2 separate regions of the Homo sapiens genome follow, and region 1 is linked to region 2. Evidence: chromatin loops called from intact Hi-C (ENCODE). Cell type or tissue: GM12878. All regions are shown on one strand. Links, peaks and the distances in the headings refer to the core of each region. The heading gives the core; the rest is flanking DNA. Region 1 holds the start of LINC02930 (long intergenic non-protein coding RNA 2930). Region 2 has its middle 34 kb from the start of PLPP4.

Region 1 (9,572 bases), core at 1,521-9,520, 180 kb before region 2:
AGCTTAAAAACAAACCTCAAAAACAAAACAAAACAAAAACAATTTGATGCTCAAATAACAACTTTCTGCCAGAGCAAAGTCTAACTCTCTTTAAAGGATGACAACAAAATCCAAATACTCAACAAAGTAAAATTTACAGTGTTCAGCACCCAGATAAAAATTACTGTACAGGCCAAGAAACAAGAAATGATAGTCTATACAACCAGGAGAAAAATTAGGCTATAGAAACAGAGACTCAAAACCAAAATCCTTAGGTATATTTTTGTCTCTTTTTCAAATTCTTCTTCTCAATTAGCAATTGATTTTACCCCTGTCAAACTCTATAAATATGAAGTCACTCATGTTTATTTCTCACTTAATGTGCTTAACAGCTAATTAACAAGATGTTTACAGAAAGTCCTTAGAGACCAGTAGACGGTCTCTGCCTTGGAAAAACCAAAGGCTGGGCTTGCTTGGATGAGAGGAGAAAAGCTTCTCACCCATGACACATGAAAATAACTAATACTTGATGAATTCCTCCCAGGGACTTAAGGTGCCCATCTCCTTTCCAGCCCGTATGAACTTTTTGAAAGTGTATCTCATCCTCACTTCCCCAACCCACACCTATAGTGATTTCAAAGTAAAAAAGTAAGAAAACCAAATAGCAAATATTGACAAGCTCCCAGAAGAAAGTAGAGAAATGCAAAATTGAGACTCTTACTTGGATCATGCCTTGGTTTTCTCTAGTATGCCTGGGGAGTTATGCCAAATTATTTCCTTGGCTTTAATAAGCACATTAAAAAGTGACCCAACATTCTATAACTATGATTTTATAAATAGCTACCTAGGACAACCTGAAGAAAGTGGCCGTCACCATGTCCATAGAATATATTGCCCCAAGAACAGGTGGAAGGAGAAAATGTTTTCCATCAGAACCTTTAAACAGTAGCTTAGATTTTGCTTAGCTTCCTAATAAATGTGATTAATGCAAATGTAAGCCTTTATTTTAAATGTAATCATCTCTGCCCCTGCACACAAGGCTCTTTACATGGAGAGTTAGGTGCCAAAGCAACTCTAACCATAAGAAGGAAGCTTGTTCATTCTCAGAATATGCTGAAGCTCACTGAATTGCAGAACTATACAATAGCTCCAAATGTTATTATGCCCATATGTCCAGGAGTTTAAGTGGCTTCTGCAGTGCCTCTTACTCATGTCATTGTGTGGGTGGCAGTGTTCTGGCCAACAATGACCATGGGATTGAGCATCTTGTATAATCATCTTACTAGGTTCTGAGAGTTATCCAGAACTGACAGCACAGGGCTGCTTACAGATGCTAATTAGAAGGGCAGCTCAAGTTATTTCCTAGATAATGAGGGGAAGTGTTTGTGATTTAACTTCTACCTACTATTGTTCCCTGTGGAGTTTTTGGAGGGAAGTAATTGCCTCATTGCTGCAAAGTGTTAACTTGGTTTGTGCTTTGTTCTTGCTGCCATAGCTTTTTCCTCCTCTGAACTCTGCATGAGTCTAAGGGTTATTTGTTCCCAGTGGCTTCAGATTCTTCCAGGTATTCTATTAAGATGACTGCTTAATTTCCAAGAGTCGAATGTGAAACATAGAATCTCAGTAGTTAGTCTAACATTTTCCTCAATGTTTAAATTCCCTTGTCAACGTACCCTATATGTGTTTGGTCTCTGCTGGAAAGTCTCCAGACAAGAAACTCACTACTCACTGGCAAGCCCATTTCTCTATTAAGAAAGTTCTTAAAACTGAACCAAAGTCTCTTTCCTACTCATTGGTTCTAATCCTTCCTCTGCCATGCAAGAAATAAGCCTACTCAGTTTCGTATATCATAGCTCTTGATGTGTTATACTCTGCTCAAACCCAGCAGCCACTCCCAACGACCTGTCAAATCCCGAGTGTCCTTTTCTCTAGCCAACGATGCTGCAATAGAATTCTGACTCTCTGGGTTTCTTTTTCTTTTTTGCTCTCATTATTTCTCTGATTAAGAGAAATTTTCCTCCATTCTTCCTTCCTTCCTCTTATTTTCTTCTTTCCTTCCTCCCGCCTCCCTTTCCCTATCTCTCTCTTCCTGTTACAAAACATATACAATTTAAAAACATTGTTCAGAAACACCATCACATGCCTCCACAAGTCTCTGCAGTCTCTTTGGTAGTACTAGACCCAGATCTGGTCCTCATAAGCATTGCTTTCTTGCTCCATAAAAAGAAAATCTCAGGTCCTATTTGTCTGTGAAATCATGGTAAAAAGTTATCTTTGGGGTCTTATTTTTCCCAGAATGCCAATACTGGTCTACTGAACCTAGACCTCATCTTTCCATTTCGTGACACAACTGCTTTCTTCTGAGCACAAAATGGAGCTGAGAGTCAAGACAATTACGCGATTACATTCAGATGACAAACTTTTTGGTCTTAGCATTTGATAGAAGAAAAAATATTTTATTAACATAAAACTTGCTGATGGGTATCCAAAGCCTCCACTTCATCACACACAGTGCAGACATGGCCTTTGAGTGCACACCAAGCTTAGTAACCTCCTTGCTCACTAAACTGTGGTGCTTCTCTTTTCACAAACATAAGCTGGGATCTTAGCAATTCCCCATCTGTCCACAGGTGAATATGTTATTTGAGAGAGGAGGCAGCTGCTACAACTCTTCATGGAAAACCAACATTGTAATTGCAAAAATAATTTGCAAATGATATTTCATGTGTTGCATTATTGCTTGTGATACTGATGGTTTATTAACCTACTTTCTTCTTATTTCTATGGGAAAACACAAAGACCTCATTTTTCCCTCAGATCACGTCAAAGTTAGGATGGATTTAAATGTACATTTATTTATTTATATACAGATATTCAGATAAGTTGGACAGCCACATCCCTACATTTTCTAAAATGACATAATGGGCATCAATAACAGGGTAAAATTGTGGCTCTGAGCCATCAGACAGAAACTGACGTTGCAGCCCAGCTGTGTGTACACAAACACTCAGGCTGATGAAGGAAGGCCACGGAATTCAAACCAGCACATCTTGCTGCTTTGCATTCAGCCTGCATCACCCGGGACAGAAAAACAGTGTGCTAATGAGAGAAAAAGTTGAACAACATAGAGTTCCTCTTTACAGGTTCCTAACATTATCTGGACAAACTGAGTGTTAGAGCTGGCCCGAGGGCTGATGGTGAGCAAGGGAACCGTCCAGGAGCAAATGAAACTGTCACGAAGGAAATGCCAGGCTCAGATAGACCCCACTCAGGAGGAAGGAAACCAGTGAGAAGGGAGGAAGGGGACCCCATCTCTGTTTCAGGACTTGGACTCATGGTTACTGTCCCTTGCTAAGAGCAATGTCCATTCTGTTCAGTCACGTGGGATGCAAACTCTAAACAAACCTTGATGAAGAGGAAAAGAGAATGCATTGGCTCAAGTACCTGAAAAGCCCAGGGCAGGGCTGGTTTCGGGCTTGGCTGGATTCAGAACCCAAGTGATTTCAGGAGTTCACTCCCTCCATGTTTTGCCTCTGATTCCTCTGCCTGGGATCCACCCAGAAGCACCTTCTGCAGTAAGATTGCTGGAGCTGTCCAGGTTCCCCATTCCATCCTCACAGCAACTCTAGCCAAAAGAGAGTTTCTCTTTTTCAGTGGTTTCCATTGAAACCATAGAACTGAGTCTCAGTAGCTCTGATTGGTCAGCTGTGGGCCACATGTTCATCCCTTAACCAATCACTATGGTCAGAGAGATATGGTATTCTCATTGGCCAGGCAGGGTCACATGCTCATCTCTGAAGCTGAGGTGGGGTCAGCCCCACATTGATCACTTGAACAGGGGAAGACTGAATCGTTATCAAAGAAGAGTTGAATTCTATCAAGGGGCCAGGAGTGTAGGACAGCAAACAAAAACAGGTAACCACCTCAGGTTAAAAAACTGCCTGAAGGGAGGGGTCACGGTTTACAGATGGCAAGGAAATCCTAGATACAATGCTAAATAGTGGCTTCATTAGTCATCATCCCACTTGTATCCATGCAGGCTAACAGATTCTGTCATGGATTAGGGCTCTGCTCTTACCAGCCATCATTCTGACCATGCCCACTGTTGAGGACTATGGCTCCCAAGTTGGTCTTGCCATGAGATTTTAAAAGCATGAAATTATCAAGGACAATTAGAATGAATTTGTCTTCATCATCAGCCAGTCAGAAGTTTTGAGAACTAATAATGCTTAAAATCTATAGTGATCGCCTTTAATTATTCTTTCAGCCTGTAAGTTTTCACGTTTTCTTGGCTGACTTTTAATAATGAAACCTGCTGACTTTTAATAGTGAAACCACTGTTCTGACTCATTATTTATATCAGGTGTGTTTCCAATGTGAACTTATAAAGTGGTAGACATTTCTTGGTTATTTTATGTTTTGTTAAAAGTATCAGGGATCATTATGTCTAAGTTTGTTAATTACGTTGATACTTCTCCCAAGGGTTCCATTACTCTCAATGTCAGACAACTGGGAGAAGTTGTTCTGAAAGTCATAGACAGCAGACAAGAGCCTTTTAACTGATGTATTCATTTCTTTAAGAGGCCATGAACTGGCAGTGTCTTCTCTCTGGAATCTCTGTTAGTCATTCCTACTGACTCATAGCAATTCGCTCTCTGAGCAGAAGTTCCCATGAGAGAAGACCCCACTAGATGGTGATGTCAACTGATGGAAGAATTTTGGATGATGTTTACAAAGCAAGGAGGTCTTGTGAGTCTCACCAGCAGGCCAGTGTCAAGTGGAAGAGGCCAGGCCTGGCTGTTGGCCATAGGCTTGGCTGGAATTGGCAAAGGTGCCATTTTAACTTCCACACCCTGCTCATGGCTACCCACTCTACTCCTAACCAAGCTATTTATACCACAAATGCCTGACTACAGATATGGGGACATAAGTGAATGAGAGAGAAAAAGAACGAGAATGGGAAGCATTTTCCCACTTGTGCCATTACAACTGGTCAGGTCCCCAAGCATTCACTTGTTGTCTTCTCTGAGTCTGACAGCCACTCTATGAGTTAGATAGGGCAGGTATTGCTGCCATTTTACAGATGAGGCTTGTCCAGGATCACACAGCCATCTTGGATCCACTACCCAGTAGAGCCTGTGGAATCCATCTCAAAGGGATTAAAAGGATTGAAAATCTGCCCTGCAGATACTGATCAGTCAAGACTTTCTGCATGTTCAGGACAGCTACTGTTCTTTCCTCTCACTATTTCAAATAGCTCAGTCTCAAACTCTAGGCTGATTTGAAGCCCTTGCCTCTTCTCTCTCCCAAAGAGTCAAAAGATATAGTAGCCAGGGAGCCCTTGAACATGCTCCTCCCAACAGCAGCCCGGAGTTCATGCAAGTGAAAGGCTTTGTGAAGACATCAGCCACCCTCTAGCAGATTATTTTATAAATCAGATAAGCCAATTTTTTTGTTTCAATGTCTTCACTTTTTTCTTCTCTTGTTTATTTGTCCAGTTAGTCACTCTCTCGGAGGTAAATTGCATTCCCTCCTGGGGCCACTAGTGTCCCAAAGGAAGAAGAGTTTGTGAACTGTGCTAATAATGCTACGGTATACCTAACCCAAACCCTGCCCTACGTGCTCTTTGCCACATGACTCAGATCATTGGTTGGTCTTCTGTGAGCCCTAGATCTTTCTTTTTAAAGTGTTAAGCCACTGTATTTTCAGTCCAATTTCTAATCATGGCTTTTACCCATTGTTAGTCAAAAGTAGAGAAGAGTATAAGGCCTTATGAGAAACCCGTGTCCATGGTGTTTAGAGAAGTATAGAACTTCAGAAGTCATCCAGTTCAAAGCTTTACGGTGGGTAATCACTAACAATTTCCTTCTCCAAGATTAGTCAGTAAGTAATAGTGAAAATAAGAGCCAGCTTCTCAGGTACTTGCCAGGGGCCAAGCACTTTTTCTAGATATTTTAAATGAATTGATTCATTTCATTTTCATAGTAACTTCCTCATTATCACCATGTTACAGATGAACAAACTGAAGGTAAGAGAATCTAGGTAACTCACCCAAAGCCACATAGTACAGCTGGGATGTAAATCTGTGGGTATGAACCTGTGTTTGAGCTATGATTTGCATAATTCTGGAGCTATTACTCTCACCCACTCAGCTATACTTTTTCAACCAAAAGAAGAGATTAAGCTTATGTATTTCTGTGTGTGTGTGTGTGTGTGTGTGTGTGTGTGTGTGTGTGTGTATAAAAGCATGTATAATAGGCCCTCCCTGCCTCCTTGCCCAGCTGAGGGCCTGGGGGAGGGAGAGACCCAGAGCACAGGACAGCAAAGCTTCTCATTCTTTTTGATTCTCTTTCAGCAGCAAAGATAGAACCTGAATTAATATCTCAATAAATGATCCTTCCCTCCATGGACCAGCCAACGAGCACTCAGCGCTATTCACTCATCTTTTAGCTGGTGTAGGGGACAAGGAGATATGAGTGTGAAGATAATTGTAAAAATTTCAAAGGTTTTTGTTTCTTACTGAAATGACAAAGCTTGAGAGGTTCCTCCCTCCAGTCTCAGGATAATGAGACAGCATTTGCACACTTAAAGAGATTTTTCTCTCTTCTGAATGCTATTGTGTTCCACAAAAAAGCTCTGCTCTCAGTGTAGGGGAGGCTGATGAAGTTTTACTGTAGCCAAACAGGCAGCCTGATAATATGACAGGACGACAGAGAGAGACAACAGTGACAGACAAACAGAGAGGCAGAGAGGTGCTGGTAGAAGAATGAGCAGAGAAGTCAGAAACACACTGTGATGTATAGAGACAGAGAAAAGACACCCCAAGGACATAGAGACCAAGGCAAAACCACAAAAGAGAACATAGCCAGAGTTAGAATGCACCAGTGCCCAGCTGTACATTAAATATGCTATCATTCCCCAAACTTAACTCATTTCAAATTAAAGAATAGCTATACTACTTAGGCCCCTTGGGGAAAAAAAAATTAATTGAGTGGGCTATCATATTGCAAACCTGCTTCCAGGTAGGTATCTGGCCACTCAAAGCAGTAATATATTTACTATCTGTTGCCCACCCTCCATCCCCAAACACCCCTCTGCATGCATTTGGTCTCTCAGAACCTGTCTGGTGTTGGTTTAAAAGCTGCCATGGCCTCTTTTTTTCTGGCCATTCTGGCAAATGTCTCTTAGTTTGCAAGTGTGTTTTAATCAATGGGCCTACAGCTCCAAGTGTGCAACTGACAGCTTCTTGAAAGATCTTTGCAAATCACATTGGAGTAAATAATCATATGAGAATGGATTGGGGTGTCTGCTTTATAAATGAGTATGATAGCCAATACTTAGGTTAAAAAAAATAAAGAAGGTTTTTGTTTGGTTTGTTGGTTTGCTTTGTTTACTGGAAAAATGTCATTCAAGGTATCTGGGTTTGGTTGATTTGTTGTTGTTGTTTTTGCTTCTCTCCCCACAGCCCAAATGAGACAGCTTTGAACTTCCTGAAACACTTTTAGAAGAACAAGTCTTCTGTATCCTATAAGAAGGAAAAGACAGTAGAATTTGTTTCCAGATTTTATCTAACATAAGAAGGCCCTCAGGGAACTGTAGCATAATTGGAATGATGCGGCCCCAGGTATCAAGAGTTCTCTCTTTTAGCCATCAACTTGGGTAAGGAGCCTAAACTTGGCAAGCCAACCTTATAGGGATAATGGCAACAACAAAATAACATGATGTACCCATTCATTAATGCGGAAATATTAATATATTGAAGGCCCCCTCTGGGGACAGGGCTATGAATGAGACAGAGGGGATCCCTGCTCCCAAGAAGCCTGCACTCTAGAGAGGGCAGAAAGGAAATATATATATATGTATTAGTACAGTAGGGCTGCCGTAACAAAGTGCCAAAAACTAGGTGGCTTAAACAACAGAAAAGTACTGTCTTGCCATTCTGGAGCTGGAAGTTCAAGATCAAGGTGTTAGCAGGGTTGGTTCCTTCTGAGGGCTGTGAGGAGAATGAATCTGTCCCAGGTCTCACTCCTTGGCTTGTAGATGGCTGTCTTCACATCGCCATGCTTCTGTGCAGATCTGTGTCTAAACCTCCTCTTCTGAATAATGATGCCAGTCATGTTGGGTGAGGGCCTGCCCTAATGACCTCATGTTCACTTGATTACCTCTGTAAAGGCCTTGTCTCCAAATAAGGTCGCATTCTGAGGTACTGAAGGTTAGGACTTCAACATACAAATTTTTGGGACAGGGACAATTTGACCCATAAGAATATATGAATAATATAACTGTGACATGAAGGAACTTAGGAAAATACAATAAAAACTAATTGTGTGTGTTGGGGGAGGGGGGAGCCGTCACAGTGACGGCAGGGCTCAGGAGGTGGCATTGAGGCTGAGGCCTGAAGGAGGAGAAAGAACTAGGTGAGGGAGAGCCATCCAGGCAGAGGCACAGCAGCATGGTCAGAAACCGCTCAGCTGGTTTTGAAACCGTTCCCCAAAAAACTTTATAAAACTGATTAAAGGAAAAAAGAAAAAATTCAACTAGACTAGCAACACAATCAGCAGAAATCACTAAGCCAGCTTGCCCTTTGGCCCACTTCCTTGTAGCCGGTCGCTGCTCACAACCCCAGAATAAGGTAGCCCTCCTCACAAGGCTCTTTGTTCTACGGATAAAATCTAAGCGTTTCCCCTTTAGATTCTGCAAACTGACAAAACTATCCATCCCCCTCCTCTGAAGGGCCCACTAAGCAGCTGACTCCTGGAAGACACAGTTTCCACATCCTGATAATTTCACTCCTTTACCGGACCAATCGATGACCCCGTATTTACCCCGTATTTTCCAGCCCCTCATCCTCCACAATCCCCTTAAAAACTCTTGCCCAGAACTCCTCAGCAAACAGATTTGAAGCTGGGAATTCCTCCCGTTTTCTTGTTCAGCGGCCTTGCAATTATTAAACTCTTTCTCTGCCGCAAACCCTGCTGTCTGAGTATTGGCCTATTGCTGCACAGTGGGCTGGTGAACCCGGCAGTTTAGCAACAGTTTGATGTGCAAAAGAGAGAGAGTCCAGATGAAAATATACAGTGATGTGGATGGATGAATCTTAAATGAGAAAAAAATCCAAACCCAAGGACAACATCTTGTATGATTGTATTTATATGACATCCTAGAAAAGGCAAAAATCAGACAGCAGAAAGCAGACCTAGGGCTGCCTGGGGCCAGGGATGAAGAGCAAAGAAGCAAAAGCAGCTTTGAGGATGAGGGAAGTGCCTTCTATCTTGGTGGTTACACAGTTATGTATTAGTCAGCGTTCTTTAGAGGGACAGAAGCTGAGGGGCAAGGAAAACCAATCCAAGTCCCAAAACTGAAGAACCTGGAGTCTGATGTTCGAGGGCAGGAGGCACCCAGCACAGGAGAAAGATGCAGGCTGGGAGGCTAGGCCAGTCTTGCCTTTTCATGTTTTTCTGCCTGCTTTATATTTGCTGGCAGCTGATTAGATGCTGCCCACCCAGATTAAGGGTGGGTCTGCCTTTCCCAGCCAACTGACTCAAATGTTAAACTCCTTTGGCAACACCCTCATAGACACGCCCAGGATCAAT
Region 2 (10,544 bases), core at 1,238-9,237:
GACTGAGGCAAGCTCATGGAGAAAACTAAGTTCATTTTTGAGTCTTGAATCAAAGGCTGGCTTGTGAGGAGCAGAGACATGGGGCTCAGTGCCTGTCTGACTGCATAGCCCCCCCGTCCCCATCATGGATGCCGCATCCATTCTCCCTCATGACCCCAATATCCTCATTTCCAATATCCTTCCCATATCCTTAGACTCAACATTGGTTGGCTTTGAAGGGGAGAGCGGATCACTGTTCCCCTAAGGACACTGAGTGGATGAAGACAATCTGGTCATGGTCATGAAGACAATCGGCCATTGGATGATAGCCAATCTGGTGCTGGAACCTCAGTGGTACTCTCTGATGGGTCTCACCACTGTGGGGGTTGCCCTGCCTGGAGCCATCAAGGTCCATCCCTCACTCAACCACAGCCCCTGCCCCAGATGCCCTGGGTAGCCAAACCAGTGTCTGTAAACTGTAAACAGATCTTGGTCTTAAGTAACTTTTAACCATTGCTTGTGGCTACCTGGAGGGCTGTGGCCAGTGACTTCTGACAGCTGAATCAGAAACTTGCCTTCATGGATTTGCAATGTCTGAATGGGCTGGGGTGGGGCAAGGACAGCCTCAGATTGCCAGAACACCATCTCTGCTCTTTCATTGCTTTTAAGACAGTATTTTTCATACTTCAGTGAATTATTTACTTATATAAAAATACATGTACTTGTATTTATTTACAAGTACTTATGTAGTACTTTCTATATTCCAGACAGTCTTCTAGGGGTCTTATAAATATTAACTCTTTTAATCTTTATAACAATATTGAAGCAGAGGTTGTTTTTATCTTCATTTTTTAAGTGAGGCAACTGAAACACAGAGAGGTTGAGAACTTTGCCCACAGTTGCACAGCTGGTAAATGGCAGAGCCAAGGCAGTCTGTCTTCCTAATTTGTGTCAAGCTGTTTATATGGGGTATATATAAGTTAATGGCAAAATAAAGCATATCAATAAAAACAAACAATGTATTAAATTCTGGTTACTGTTGCCTATCCTGAGTCTTACTTTCTGTTTGTTGAAGGGGAGATTAAGGAGTGTTTTTAGAGGCATTAAAGGAAATAGCACAAAACTGATGCCTTCTCATTGACATAATTGGAACTGAAAGAGAACTGCAAAGTGAGTAACTTTCTTATTTTGTGGGTCAATGTTATTTAACACCACAACAGAGCACAATTTATGGTACCTGTTAGGGAGAAAATGTGCTGATAAATTATCACTTTTGTGCCATAAGTGTCAGAGGGCAGTTTGTTTTCTCATAGTTTCAACCTCTTCTTGATAACCCTGTGTGCTGATGCTTTGTTGGAAAGATCTTATCTTTTTTTGCACAAACTGTCTTAGCCCTAGTCACGTGATTAGAAAATCCCTATAAGTTGGGTCTAAATTAACCAAGCCTTTATGGTTGAATATTTCCAATCAACACACGATCAGCAGTTAATAGGGATCTAGGATGGTGGTTCTTAACTTGAGGTCTCTGGACCAGTAGGATGGGCATCACCCAAGAACTCTTTAGAAATCCATATTCTCTGAGCCACCCTAGGCCTACTAAATTAGAAACTGTGAAATAGGGCCCAGCAATCTGTGTTTGAATAAAGACCTTCAAGTTCAAAAAATCTGGTCTTTAAAAAATAGGCAAACCTAGTACACAACCATAGTAAAAATTTCATGGAAATTTCTTGTCATGAGTTAGATTTTTAAGAGCTTATATGGAATCAAATCCTGCCTCTACAATTTACTGCTTATGTGACCTTCGGCAAGTCATTTAACCTCTGTAAATCTCAGTTTCCTTTTCTGCAAAATAGGAACGATAAGACCTGATATATAGGGTGTTACCCAGTAAATTAATAATGCATGCAAAGGCTGAACAGTGCATAGTATATGACAAACACTCAAGATATGTTTGTCACTGGTATCATTACTCTTACCATCATTATTGGTGCAACAGCACTTGATGAGAAGTATTTTAAAAGGAAAAGGAGGCCAAGCATGGTGGCTCATGCCTGTAATCGCAGCACTTCGGGAGGCTGAGGCGGGTGGATCGCTGGGGGTCAGGAGTTCAAGACCAGCCTGGCCAATATGATGAAACTCCATCTCTACTAAAAAAAATACAAAAATTAGCTGGGCCTGGTGGGTCACACCTGCAATCCCAGCTACTTGGGAGGCTGAGGCAGTAGAATCACTTGAACTCAGGAGGTGGAGTTGCAGTGAGCCGAGATCACACCACTGCACTCCAGCCTGGGTGACAGAACAAGACTCTGTCTCAAAAAAAAACAAAAAACGGAAAAAGATTGTCAGTGAGTCACAGATGAGAATTCTAAGACAGGAAGAGGTATTCCAGCTCGGCAGCTCAGAGGGTAACTAGGCAAGGATTGTAGACTGAATCCATCTTGTTCAAAATATGTGACTGCCTACTCAAACTCTTCCTCCCACTAGCCTACTACTAACTAGAAACATCTACATTCCTCTCTCTGAAGATCCCTAGAATGCAGAAATGGTCCTTTCACTAGGTATTTCCAGCCAGATTCTTCTCAACTAAGGAAAGATAGGAAGAGAAAGAGTTGGGGAGGGAAACGGGGTGGCAAGGAGAACAGGCAGGATAGGGGCAGGGAAGAGTAAGAAGGGTGGACCACTCCTAGGCAGATCTCAGCTCTTCTTCCACCCCACCCCCTCTCCAAGGCCCCTCACCTCTTGCAGCCCCCATGCCCTGCCTTTAAAATGTGTAACTCTCGTTTCCTTAATGTTCCCCCATGCAGGCTGGAGTTTTGTAATCCAAGCTTTACTAAAACCAAAGGAGAGGAAAAAGAAAAAAGAAAAAGAAGCCTGAAGAAATAAAAGAAACAAACAAAATCCAGAAAACAAGTGGTGCACTCTGAGGACTGGGGTTTGATCCTACAATAGTAGCACAACAAGGACCTGCTAATTGATTTTCTCCATTAAAATGTAATCAGAGGGCTATCCAAATAGAAATGCCATCATCCCAGGGGAGCCCAAGTTGATAGGCAGATTTTTTTCTCTCTCTCACCTGAAATTCTACCCCCAGATCACATATCTTTAATCTTACTCCTACTTGCTCCTTTGGGCTAAGTCAACCAAAGGCAGGTAAGATCAGGACACCTGGCACAGAGGTGACTTGAGAAGATGTGAAAGATGAGAAAGAGTCCATCTGATAGAAGATGAGACAAAAATGAACAACAACTGAGTACCTAATATGTGCCAGGAATCTTAATTAATCCACATAACAAGTCAACAAGGCATTAATAAAAATAGCTATTGTTATTGAGTACTCACTATGTGTCAAGCATTGTCCTCAGCACTTCACGTAGCTTCATGAATTTAACCCTTATCACGACTTCATGAACTACATATTATTATGATGCCCCTTTTTCAGATGAGGAATTTGAGGCATGAAGAAATTAAGAATCGGGTCCTAAGTCATACAGAAGCAAACAGCAGAGCCTGGAGTTGAACCCAGGCACTCTGACTTGAAAATCCACCCTTTTAAGCAATGTCCTTGTAGGAAGAAAGACCAACAATACTACAAAGGTACAGAGGCCTGAGGATGAACAGATATCCAGAAAGAGTCAGGAATTAGTCAGGAAAGTTCCTCAAATGTTGAGAAAATGTTATGGTTTCAGGTTCAGGAGATTGTTTGCATGAGATAAAGAGGATGGAGCTGCCCTGAGGCTTGAGGCAGGTGCAGAAAAAGAAAACTCAATTACAAAGGGGGAAAAAAAATTGAGACCTGAAGAAGATGAGCTGCTATAGCAAGAGCTACATCAGGAGTCTTGGTTGTAAGGAAGAGAAGCCAGATCTAACTACCTTAAGTAGACAAGCAGTTTTTTGGATGGATTTCTATCAGTGATAGAAAAGAAAAAGAACCAGACTTAAAAAGCAAAAGCAGGCAAGAACAAGTGAGATCAAAGCAGCAGAAATTGCATCATGGTCACACCCAAAAAACAGTTCAGTTAGGACACTATCCCTGTGCACTTAACTGTGACCTGTCCCTGATTCTGCTACCATGGCTTTGAGTGACTGCTCAGTATACCCTCATTGGTATGCCACACCCCCAGGTGGGGCATCAGATTGAGCCAGGGTCCATGTCCCATTGAGCTTCTAGAATCTCTGGCAGAATCCTTTCTGCCATCAAGAGTCACACAACACAAGATTAATTATCCTATCCCTTCTCCTCCAGAACCCACAGCATCCATGGCAGCTTGAACAAAGATGCTCCTGTGCAAGTTTAGCTGAGATCCTGATGACCAGCTAGCCTGCATGCCATAGTACACAAACAGCTAGAAAGGTGTCCAAGAGAGAAGGGAACCAACATGCCTTCCGTCTCATTAGATATTTTAGCTTTAAAGACTTTTTCCTTGGGAGTTGTCATCAGCCTTGTGACAAATTCTCCTTCACTCAGAAAGACTCCAAAACCTTGAGGTCCAATGTCATCCAGATGACAAGGTTCTTATTATAAGTGATAGATGAGCAGTGGTCGACAAGGATGACCAAATGCTCCTGGAGTCAGCAGGCTGCAAACACCTCTGCCTCGTGACCCCTGTGAGCACATTGCTCTTTGAGTGACACGCGGAGGAACTGTAATAGGGGAAGGTGCTGGAGAGTAGGGGAAATTCATGCCTGTCTGCTGATCTCATATCCACAGAAGAAGTCCCCGAGACTGTAATACTTTCTTTTTCATCTGAGCGAGGGTTGGACCTGCATCCAAATTTCCTTGTCTACACTTGTGATGACCTGAAGATCACGGTGTAAACACTATGGCAGTGATCCACTTTGCCAAGCTCCCAAAGCTCTCCTATGTTGCAGGTTCATCTTTTTGCTTATTTCCAATTTGTCACTGGAAGGTCAGACAATGAGTCACTAAGCAGGATGCTATGAACATACTGAGTGCTTAAAGAATCTGGCAGCTGAAACCAAGGCAGAATGTGCACATTACGGAGAGAGCACAATTAGCACTGTGACTAAGAACCAAGCGGCTGACCAAGGGTGACAACAAAGGGAAACTTTTAATGATGAGATTTAATTTCCAAGGAAAAACCTCTAGAAAATTATAAACGCAGTAATTTGATTTAATCATCTGCATTTGAATAGCTCTGCATGAGCAACACATTTAAACATTTATAAAATTAAGATGCTAAAATTAATGTTGAGCTATTATAGAAGTGCTCATAATTGTCCAATGATCGTGCATAATTAAATAGCAATCTCCAACATTGCAGGATGGGGCCCCATTCAATGAAACTGTCAAGAGCCAACCTGGAAGATTTATTGGATGCAAAGTCTATGAGCCGTGAGCCCTCTTGTGGCCACAAAGCACAGTGCAGTCTAGGCCCTCCCTCTACCCTTGAGTCCTGGAGGAGTTTAGGGGGCCAAGAATCTAAGCATGAGGACAGGACCCCTGATTCTAAGAAAACTTCTGGGCAGTAAGCACACCCTCTCCTTCTGGATGCCAACAGAGATGCCAGGACAGAGCCCAAACCTTTCCAAGCCTCCAAGGAGGTGTTATCCAAGAACAACTCCTCCCATTTATATAGCTTCAAGTTGCTTTGATGTACAGTAGCCTTTGATCTGTAAGAAAAGCACTGTTGTCCCCATCTAAAGATGTTGAAACTGAGGCTCCAGAGGATGATGTGGCTTGCCCAAGGTCTTTCGTCCTTCAGTCTGATTTTAAATGCTGCCTCCCAAAAGAGGCCTTCCCTGACCATCCTGTATAAAGTTATGCCAGCACCCACCCACCCACACTAGGTCCTGTCAAGCACTAGAACCTCTTTATCCTATTCACTTGCTGACCACATGTTAGCTACATGTCTCCCACACTAGAATAGAAACTCTAGTGGGTCCAGATCTGTCTCACTCACACATGTGCCCCTGACCAAAACACTCAGGTATTAGCTGGGTGTGAGTGCCTAGACACCCTGCTTGGGTTGACCACAGGCCCCTCACACTCTGTGTCCAAAGCTCAACTCTTGAGCTGTCTTGTCCCACAGACACATTCCTCCTCCTGTCATTCATCATCTCAGTTTGGAGGCACCATTTCCTACCTAGTCGCATAAGCCAGAAATCAGAGTGTCTCTTGACTCCTCGGCATTTGAAGAGCCGGCCCCACATCTCCCATCCATAAGTAGCAGACACTGCCTTCTGCAAATCCTACATTCCAGTCGCTTGACTGTGCCCACCGCTCTCCATTTCCAGCCACGCTTTCTTTACAGAGGTCATGATCATGACTCATTTGCATTACGGCAAAAGCCTGCTGGCTGTCCTCCCCAGTTCCAGGCTATAGCCAGAGGGTACTTCCAGAAAGACAAAGCTCCCTTCCCTCTGTCACTTGGAACCCTCTAGGAGCTCCTAAAAGCTCCCTAGTGCTTTTAGGAGAAAGTCCAAAATAGCAAGCATGCCCAACATGGCCTGCATGATCCGGCCCCTGCTGCTCCTCCACCCTCCCCTCCTACACCCCATTCTACACTAACCCCTTTCATGGACATCATCTTACTGAATTCTCACAATAACCGTGCAAGGGAGACATTACCATTCCCATTTTATAAAATGAAGCAAGTTTGGAGAGGCAAAAGTAACTTGCCTGGGGTCCTGAAGCCTCCTGGTTTAAAACCCATTGCTTTTTGTACCTCCATCTGCTGTTCCCTACTGTCATCCTTGGCATTGGTAATGTTTGTTGAGCACCTCCTGTGTATAAGACACCATGCAAGACAGACTCTAGGACACCTTTTCTCTCCCTCCATCAGAAATGCACTAAGCAAGTTATAAAAAGCATTCTTGTTCACACACAGTTAGCAAGATACTAACTGGAGACCATCTGACTCCAGCGCCTTATATTCCAACATCTAGAACTGTGGCCCATCACAGGTACTCAATAAATAATTGTGAAGTGAATGATTGTCCATGCCCCTTCCTCCACTCCCTACCACCTTTTGGGAAGAACACTTGTCTGTAGTGTTATTAGAGCAGTCCATCTTATAAAAGGTAATGCCTAAGAAAACATGAGCCTCACTGATATTCGTCTCTGCTTCTTCAGGGTCCTATGAGTCTAGAAAACTTTTTTGTTTCGCCCCTCCATGAAGATGATAATTCTACCATCATACACGCCTCCCATTCCATTGACACATCCTATGGTGATGCTGATAAATAGCTGTTGTAAAGATGCTGGAAGACACCAGCCACACGTGGACTGTGTCCTGAAATTGCAATATGTCAGGGGCTTCAGATATGACCTGTATTGAGGTTAGAGTATAGACCCAAGTTCTTGCAAAGCCCTACTAAGGCAATGGCTGCAGGGAGGCAGAGGCAGTCCCAAGTCAGAAACGTGTTCCAGGCAACTGCTGATGACACGAGAGTTGTCCATTTACACTAGTTGCCATGGCAACCTTACCATCAAATTTGGAAAGTCTCATGAACAAGACAACCCTAGTGTTAGAGATTTCATGAGAAACACAGACAGATCCAGCCCCAGGGGATGGGTTTTCTTTTGAGGACTTCTCCATAAAGCCAGCCACAGGGTAGAAAGACTGTAAAGGCTGATAAGTGTGAACAGGAAAGCAATGAAAGCCTCTTGAATTTTCAGCCCACTAACTCAGGCTTTGTAAATATCAAAAACAGGTTGTTTTTTAATCTTTGCCCTGGCATGCAATTGTTTCAAAAACTATTTTTTGAATACACTAATGAAGAAAGGAATATATTTTTATAAAATTGGATTTTCTTATAAACTGAAACATAGAAATATATATATTATATAATTTTTCCATAAAACTACCTAGAAAACTAAAGTGGCTCTGAAGATTGGTTGTTCCAATGCACTGTAATTTGTGATTAGAACATCAACATTGACTAGTAGGAAAAACCAGGGATGTTAACCTAGGATCTTATGCTACTAGTAAGCTATTTGTCTCCTTTGAGGCTGGACATGATAATAAATAATATAGTACATGGTTGAAAACAGTTTGGAAAAGCTAAAATGCTAATCCAATATTAATAATGTTTGTTTAATCTCATCTCACCAGCCTTGGGGACTTGTTTCTGCTCACTTGGACCTTACTTCCTTTTTTCTGTGGGTATTAAATATTCCTATTCTGTTGTCTTTGGCCATCACATGGAACCTGAGGTCAGGCTGTGAGGACGTTGTGAAGTGAGTGTGTTTATGGGCACATGGCCACTTATCTTCGTGCACGGGTGGACACATAACATTGAGTGGAAACCTCTGGCCATCCTGACGTGACAAGCAAAAGCCTGGTGATTGGACTCTGACTCTTCTAAGCTTGGTTCAGGGCAAATGATTTCACTAAATTTGGTGGTTGGAATGTCCATTGTCACCTTTTCTGGGCACATGGTCCATAAGGATCCCTTCTTTTATTGGATGACAGCCCTGCCCTGCCCTGCCCACCGCTGTCCCACCCCATTCCATAACCATGACCAAGGCAGCCTCCAGCATGCATGTTGTAGGCTTCAGCTCTTGGGCTACATGAGGATCCTGTTTTGCTTTTGTTGAGACTTAATATATAAACCCCAACATAATTTGAGAAGAAAAAGAAAACACATTTTTATGAAATCTAGTACACAGCAATACCTGTGGTTCTTCACAAAGCTGCGCTTTATTATTTAAAATGCATAACTAGGACAGGCACAGTTGCTCACCCCTGTAATCCCAGCACTTTGGGAGGCCTAGATGGGCAGATCACTTGAGGTCAGGAGTTCAAGACCAGCCTGGCCAATATGATAAAACCCCATCTCTACTAAAAATATAAAAATTAGCCTTACCATAGGTGCCACATGTGATTTGAGGGGTCTTCAATACCCCTCACTGGATCAAAATGTCCACTCATCTCTACGCCTACCAGCTTATTCTCCAGAAGACTAGAGTGAATGAAAATAGACAGATGCTGCCTGAGAGCAGAAGAAAGCCTTTAACCATTCAGATCATCCCTTCCTTTCCCCACTCATTCTTTCATCCACTTCTCAATCATTTATTCTAAGAACTTGCTGAGCACCTACACAGTGCTATGCCCTGTACTAAGCACCGGGGACCATGGTGAAGAGGACCCAGACCTGATCTCTCCCCTTTCTCCCCATTCTCCCTTCACATAGGCTTTGCTCTTACCCTAGGACAATTGCACTTGGTGTTTCCTTAGCTAAAGTGTTCTTCTCACAACTCTTCAGCAAGCTCACACCTCCCCTATCCTTCTGGCATCAGCTCACAGGTCACCTTTACAGAGAAGTCTTCCCTGGCTACACTATAAAGGAGTCTCCATACTCTGCATTTATTTTTCTTTTTTTTTTTTCTTTTCTCTTTTTTTTTTTTTTTCATTTTTTTTGAGACAGAGTTTCACTCTTGTTGCCCAGGCTAGAGTGCAGTTGCACGATCTCGGCTCACTGCAACCTCCGCCTCCCGGGTTCAAGCGATTCTCCGGCCTCAGCCTCCCGAGTAGCTGGGATTACAGGCATGCGCCACCACGCCCGGCTAATTTTGTATTTTTAGTAGAGATGGGGTTTCTTCATGTTAGTCAGGCTGGTCTCAAACTCCCGACCTCAGGTGATCGGCCTGCCTCGGCCTCCCAAAGTGCTGGGATTACAGGTGTGAGCCACCGCACTCAACCGCATTTATTTTTCTTATAGCTGGTATACTTTTTTTTTGAAGTTCTTGGTTTATATTCTTCCTCCAGATCCTCTGCACCTGGCACATAATAAGGCATCATAGAATTTTTTTAGCACTTACTGTATGTCAGTTGCCCTTTTGAGTGATTTTTGTGCATGCTGCAATTTAATAATCACCCCAAGCCTATGAGGAAAATACTAACAGAGGCGGACAGAAGCAATATAACTTGCAGTTAATAAGGGGTGAAGCTAGATTTTGAACCAAAGAAGTTTCTTTTAGTGTCCCGTCTCCCAACCTCTACATTACATCAGCACTCAATTTGTCAGTCAGTATTTTGAAGAAATGAATGAAAAAACAAATATGAGAATGAATGAATGAGTGAAACTAAGAGTCTAGGGTAGAGGAGAAATATTAAAAAATTATTCAATCCCTACATAACTGCAAATAAATGTAGGCTGCAGTGCAGCCTACAGAGATGAAACCTAGTTCAAGGGATCAGAAAAGACCTGCCTAGAAAGTGATAATCTATTTAAGTGACAATGTAGAGGGTGCGTGACAGTTAGTGGGAGAAGAGGGTTATTCATCACATGGTTTATTGGTGACATTCGAAACATGGAAGGCAGATTGAACACTAGAATCAGACCTCACATTACAAAGAATATCTCCTGGTGATGATGTGGAGAAACAGGCAGGAATACATGGAGAATCCATGCTTTCTATAAGCACCTTGAAAAATTTAAAAGATACTCACTTTCAGGGCCGGGTGCAGTGGCTAATGCCTGTAATCCAGGCATTTTGGGAGGCTAAGGCGGCAGGATGCCTTGATGTCAGGAGTTTGAGACCAGCCTGACCAACATGGTAAAACCCCATCTCTACTAAAAATATAAAAATTAGCCAGGTA

The links. A loop is a pair of places that touch in the nucleus more often than their neighbours do. Peaks named below come from ENCODE experiments on the same cell type or tissue, not always from the same donor. Only the 100,000 strongest peaks of a DNase experiment are listed, where the experiment ranks them.
Region 1: it touches region 2 in a loop (3-fold over the local background); 7 of 110 quality-filtered maps call a loop at or near these places.

What each region holds. Positions count from the first base shown.
Region 1 is chr10:120,602,625-120,612,196 of GRCh38, reverse strand. LINC02930 (long intergenic non-protein coding RNA 2930) reads right to left here and starts at 3,615. Exons shown (of 5, transcript XR_002957103.2): 1 at 3,424-3,615. In GM12878, for the core only: no CTCF peak of the experiment used is centred there; DNase peaks (open chromatin) are centred at 4,460 and 5,816; H3K27ac peaks cover 774 bases.
Region 2 is chr10:120,418,335-120,428,878 of GRCh38, reverse strand. No RefSeq gene overlaps it. Among named protein-coding and RNA genes, the nearest start is that of PLPP4, 34 kb to the left of the region's middle. In GM12878, for the core only: a CTCF peak has its summit at 5,342 (motif pointing left); a DNase peak (open chromatin) is centred at 5,338.